Regions from separate parts of the Homo sapiens genome. Here region 2 is linked to region 1. A link is an interaction called in ENCODE POLR2A ChIA-PET data of the cell type or tissue named here. Cell type or tissue: GM12878. All regions are shown on one strand. Links, peaks and the distances in the headings refer to the core of each region. The heading gives the core; the rest is flanking DNA.

What was found. ChIA-PET counts read pairs that join two places held together with the same protein. Peaks named below come from ENCODE experiments on the same cell type or tissue, not always from the same donor. Only the 100,000 strongest peaks of a DNase experiment are listed, where the experiment ranks them.
Region 2: POLR2A ChIA-PET joins it to region 1 with 5 read pairs; 6 of 35 experiments call an interaction of 5 or more read pairs at or near these places.

What each region holds. Positions count from the first base shown.
Region 1 is chr3:196,973,293-196,976,206 of GRCh38, reverse strand. No RefSeq gene overlaps it. Among named protein-coding and RNA genes, the nearest start is that of PIGZ, 5.9 kb to the right of the region's middle. In GM12878, for the core only: no CTCF peak of the experiment used is centred there; no DNase peak of the experiment used is centred there.
Region 2 is chr3:197,087,260-197,090,173 of GRCh38, reverse strand. All of the region lies in intron 15 of DLG1 (discs large MAGUK scaffold protein 1), which reads left to right. Among named protein-coding and RNA genes, the nearest start is that of MELTF, 59 kb to the right of the region's middle. In GM12878, for the core only: no CTCF peak of the experiment used is centred there; a DNase peak (open chromatin) is centred at 1,623.

The sequences.
Region 1 (2,914 bases), core at 199-2,698:
AAAGGAGAAAAGACTTCGATCAAACACAAGAACCTAAAGGGTGACAAAGCGTTGCTGTGGCAGCTAGAGAGGTATAGATCCCTGGCAGGCAGGGGCCTGAGGGGAGGCAGATAGCTAGCACCTGCCAGCTGGGCCAGAGAAAAGAAGGGGCCTTTTCCCTTCTTGCCCCAGCAGGGTTCCACAGTAATATTATTTTGTCCCATGGATCAACCACTGTCCTCATCAGAGGCTCTTAACCTTTGTGGGGTCATGGGCCCTGGGAAATCAGAAACCCTATTTGCCCCAGGAAAAACAGTGTACATGTATGCATACCCATAAAACTGTCTGTATAACTCCCTGGGTTTACAAGCTCCTGGTTAACCCCTGCTCCATGTGCTGATGTCCAACCAGACTGTTTTCCCAGTCCACCTTCCCTTCTGAGCTTTAAACCCACACATTCAACTTTCCTCTGCATGGAAATCTCCCAACAGTACCTCAAAGTGTCAAGTAGTTAAAACCAAATTTAAACTCCCCCTAAATCTGCTCCACCCCCTGTGCTCCCTGTGTCGGGACTGGAACTATCACCCACCCATTTGCCAAGTATGAGATCTGCTGTCAACTTGGAGCAGTGGTTCTCAATGCTGGCTGTACATCAGAAGCCACCGTGGAGGCCTGTAAAACACGGAGGCCTGGGCCTCCCTGCTGGCCCTCAGACACAGAGCCTCTGGCAGGAAGTCCAGCATGATCAGTCTGAAAGAAGGCTGAGAACCACTCCCCCAGACAGAACATCTTTCTGTCAGTCTCACTCCAAAACAGTCACCAAGTCCTGTGGCTTCTACCTACTGAATTCCACGGCATTTATTTAGAATAGGTCATTCTCCAGCATGATACGAAAGTCAACTCTTAAAACAAGGTAGACCAAGCATGGTGGCTCATGCCTATAATCCCAGCACTTTGGGAGGCCAAGGCAGGAGGGTTGCTTCAGGCCAAGAGTTTGAGACCAGCCTGGGCAACTTAGTGAGACTCCACCTCTAACTAAAAGAGAAAACAAAAAGAATAATCAGAGGAAATTTCCCTTCCTATCATCACCTCCCAGTTACTGGCCAGCCTGCCTCCATTTTAACCTCCTTCAGTCCTTCCTCCTCAGCCGGAGTCAATGTTCCAAACTGCCAGAGTCTGGCTGTGTTATTTCCCTGCCTAAGCCTCTCGGTGGCCCCTCATCACTCCCAGGAAAAAGTGCATGCTCCTTAGCAAAGCACATGAGGTCCCCGCCCCACCCCAATCTGGGTCCTGCCTACTTCTAGCTCTACGTCTTCCCCACACCCCGCTATACCTACACAATCCACAAAAACACAACTCTAAGCTACCAACAGACCCTCTGCCTGGATTCCTTTGTTGCCCCTCTGGGAAGGCTTCCTGGACTAGACCTGGCTGGATTAATTGGGTGCCCCCTTCTCAAGGCACCCAGAGCACCTCCTGCTTATCTCCAGCACTGGATTAACCACAGGTGATTTTTGACAAAGGTGTCAAGGTAAAGATAGCTTTCTCGACAAATGGTACTAGAAAAGTGGATATCTAGATCTATATCTAAAAATGAGCCTTGGCCGGGCACGGTGGCTCACGCCTGTAATCTCAGCACTTTGGGAGGCCAAGGCCAGTGGATCACTTGAGGCCAGGAGTTCGAGACCAGCCTGGCCAACATGTTGAAACCCTGTCTCTACTAAAAATACAAAAGTTAGCTAGGTGTTGTGGCGGGTGCCTGTAATCCCAGCTACTCAGGAGGCTGAGGCAGGAGAATCACTTGAACCCAGGAGGCGGAGGTTGCAGTGAGCCGAGATCATGCAACTGCACTCCAGCCTGGGCAACAGAGCGAGACTCCATCTTTTTTTTTTTTTTTTTTTTAATTGATCATTCTTGGGTGTTTCTCGCAGAGGGGGATTTGGCAGGGTCACAGGACAATAGTGGAGGGAAGGTCAGCAGATAAACAAGTGAACAAAGGTCTCTGGTTTTCCTAGGCAGAGGGCCCTGCGGCCTTCCGCAGTGTTTGTGTCCCTGGGTACTTGAGATTAGGGAGTGGTGATGACTCTTAACGAGCATGCTGCCTTCAAGCATCTGTTTAACAAAGCACATCTTGCCCCGCCCTTAATCCATTTAACCCTGAGTGGACACAGCACATGTTTCAGAGAGCACAGGGCTGGGGGCAAGGTCATAGATCAACAGCATCCCAAGGCAGAAGAATTTTTCTTAGTACAGAACAAAATGAAAAGTCTCCCATGTCTACCTCTTTCTACACAGACACGGCAACCATCCGATTTCTCAATCTTTTCCCCACCTTTCCCCCTTTTCTATTCCACAAAACCGCCATTGTCATCATGGCCCGTTCTCAATGAGCTGTTGGGCACACCTCCCAGACGGGGCGGCGGGGCGGAGGCGCTCCCCACATCTCAGACGTTGGGCGGCCGGGCAGAGACGCTCCTCACTTCCTAGATGGGATGGCGGCCGGGAAGAGGCGCTCCTCACTTTCCAGACTGGGCAGCCAGGCAGAGGGGCTCCTCACATCCCAGACGATGGGCGGCCAGGCAGAGACGCTCCTCACTTCCCAGACGGGGTGGCGGCCGGGCAGAGGCTGCAATCTCGGCTCTTTGGGAGGCCAAGGCAGGCGGCTGGGAGGTGGAGGTTGTAGTGAGCCGAGATCACGCCACTGCACTCCAGCCTGGGCACCATTGAGCACTGAGTGAACGAGACTCCGTCTGCAATCCCGGCACCTCGGGAGGCCGAGGCTGGCGGATCACTCGCGGTTAGGGGCTGGAGACCAGCCCGGCCAACACAGCGAAACCCCGTCTCCACCAAAAAAATACGAAAACCAGTCAGGCGTGGCGGCGCGCACCTGCAATCGCAGGCACTCGGCAGGCTGAGGCAGGAGAATCAGGCAGCA
Region 2 (2,914 bases), core at 195-2,694, 110 kb before region 1:
CTTTATAAATTATCATCTCAGTCGTCCTGATTCTGTTGGGGGACCTGTTCCTAATACGTTTCATTTATCCTTCTGATGAGAGAGATATGTTACATATATAAACATGTATCCTATACACGTGTATCTATACACACAAACAGGTACTCTGTACTTGTTTACATATGATATGACTTACTGTCTTCACATAATCTTACTCTGATACATCATGAAAGCAAACCTTTCTCACTTTCTTCTTTCTGTTCCTTTTGTCTTTTGCTGTACTTGGTACTTATAACCCTACCAGTGATGTGGGAATCTTAAATGCATCAGATTTTTTTTTCCCTTCGCCAATTCTAGCAGTACTCATTAAACTCTTGTGTTCCAAAGTCATTAAAAGTATTTTATATATACAAATATATCGAAGAAGGAAGAACATGGATTTTTCTACTCTCTTTTTTACACTTTCTTTTTTTTTGCTTATCTACATTTCCTAATTTTAGTATAATTAATAGGTGTTGCCTTTTATTTGTACTTGATTAAATATTTACAAAGGCATAAAAATCAGAACATAATAGGTTATATTTATTTTCGGTACATTTAGTGAATCTTCACTTGTTATTTTTAGAGAAGTAATGCTCTATTTTCTTTCTGTTTTTTTTTTTTTTTTAAAGACAGGGTCTCACTTTGTCACCCAGGCTGAAGTGCAGTGGCGCGATCTCAGCTCACTGTAGCCTCAACCTCCCGGGTTCAAGGGATCCTTCCGCCTCAGCCCCCCAAGTAGCTGGGACTGTAGGCACATGCCACCATGCCTGGCTAATTTTTGTGTTTTTAGTAGAGATGGGGTTTCACCATGTTTGCCAGGCTGGTCTCGATCTCCTGACTTCATGGGCCTCACCCACCTTGGCCTCCCAAGTGCTGGCATTACAGGCATGAGCCACTGTGCCCAGCTTCTATTTTTTAAAACCATATATTATCTAAAGACTTATAATGAAAAACAACTGTCACCGGCACCAGCCCCTAGTTTCATTCTCCAGAAACAAGCATCCTCCATTTTCCTAGCAAACTTCCTTCACCTCCTTATTTCTAAATATGAAGCCTTCGCCTCTATATTTCTAAATAACATGCATATACTGCTATCTTCTACTTTACCAGTTTTGCGCATTAGTCTTACAACCATGGTAGATGAGAACGTTTCTGTGTAGAACCAAACCACTCATTCAGTCTCATCACCATCACCCAAACATAGCCTATCTCTGTTAATAAAACTAATAGCATTTACAGTCATGTGACTATGCAATAGCTGTCATGACTCAGTCGAGTGGTACCCTATGAGCTGCCTCCTTTCTTCTGCAGCCCTTCATTTTTCCTGGACTTAATAATTGTCTTGCATTTTATTTGATTTTTCATATTCTTACTACTAAATATCTTTCTGTATCTTCCAGTAACCACTGTAGAGTTTTTCACATGATGAAAACATATGGTCACACATACGGTCTGATAGTTCAGGTTTTTTCTATCTTTATGCTCCAGTCTAGACTAGTTCCTCTGTAAACGTGCTGTATAGCTCTCAGCTGGGACTTCCCTTTTGCCATTATTCTATTTCCTTTGGCTGTCTACTATGTCACATGTTTCCTAGATGCCACATTTTCTTCTTTCTCAATTAATCTTCCTAGAGCACATCCTCCAGTAAATTCCTGCGAAAAGGTGTGTGGGAGGCACCCTTTGAGGCTTAGCATGTCTGAAATGACTTTGTTTTGCCTTCTCCCCAGTAGAGAATTTGGAATGTGGGGGAGGGAATGATACCCTGTTTTATTTTGCAGGAGCTCCCTCATCTTCCATTTCTTTTGTGGACATGATCTGGTGTGTCTCTGAGATTTTCTTCTGCTTTTTTGTATTCTTTGCTTTCTCTGTATTCCTTTTTTCTAGCTATCCTATTTTCTTGGAGGTTTTTTCTTTAGTGTTTTATATAAGGCATTCTTTAAATATCCAGTGTTCCTTTCATTGTTTTCCACTCTTAGGAATAGAGAAATGAAGATAATGGATTTAACTAGAAGACAGTGGGGTAAAGGGGGGGATAAATTGGCTCTTAAATTTTCTCTCCTGTCCCACGTCATTCTGTTCTTTTCTATAATTAAATATCCTTAGAGAAGAATCCCTGTCTCCTGCCAATAGTATAAACCAAGTTGCTAGAATTTTATTTTCATCCATTTCAGTCCAACCACCTTCCCCTTCTCCACCAAGTTTCAGAGTATACAGCTCCTCAAATTCAATTTCTCTGGAGACTAAACCACTGGTCTTCTGTGGGTTTGGGGACTGGGAAAAGGAACTTTGGTGGGGTTGGTCTAAGTGCTACATACAGTGTTTCTACCTTCTGTTTTTAGTACAGTAACTTATCCCTGCCTACCTTGGTACTACTGTACACTTCTAATTTATGACCATCTCCAGGATTCTTATGGAATAAAACTTGTTTCTATAACCCTCTCTGCTGCCACTCCATTTATAGCTTCTTTCATTCTGCTAAATTTAATTAGCATCATCCAGAAATGTGTTAAAATCTCTCTTCCCCTGTTGTCTTCTCTCTTTTGTATTTTTCGTATTTTATTGTCATTTTAATGAGTCAGGGTGGAGAAGAAATAGACACAGTGTGCTATAGTTAATCAGAAGCCTCATGGTTCTTTTTGAGATGGGGTCTTGCCCTGTTGGCTAAGCTTGTCTTGGACTCCTGGGCTCAAGGGATCCTCACACCTTAACATCCCAAGTAGCTGGGACTACAGGCACACACCACCACCACCACCACACCTGAGTCTTGTGGGGTTTTTTTTAGTCAATGTATTTCTAATTTCAAAAGCCAAAAAAAAAAAAGGCTGCAAAAAACTACCTACAGAATACCTCTTTATAAAGCTCTGAAACAAGCAAAAACATACATTATATCTTT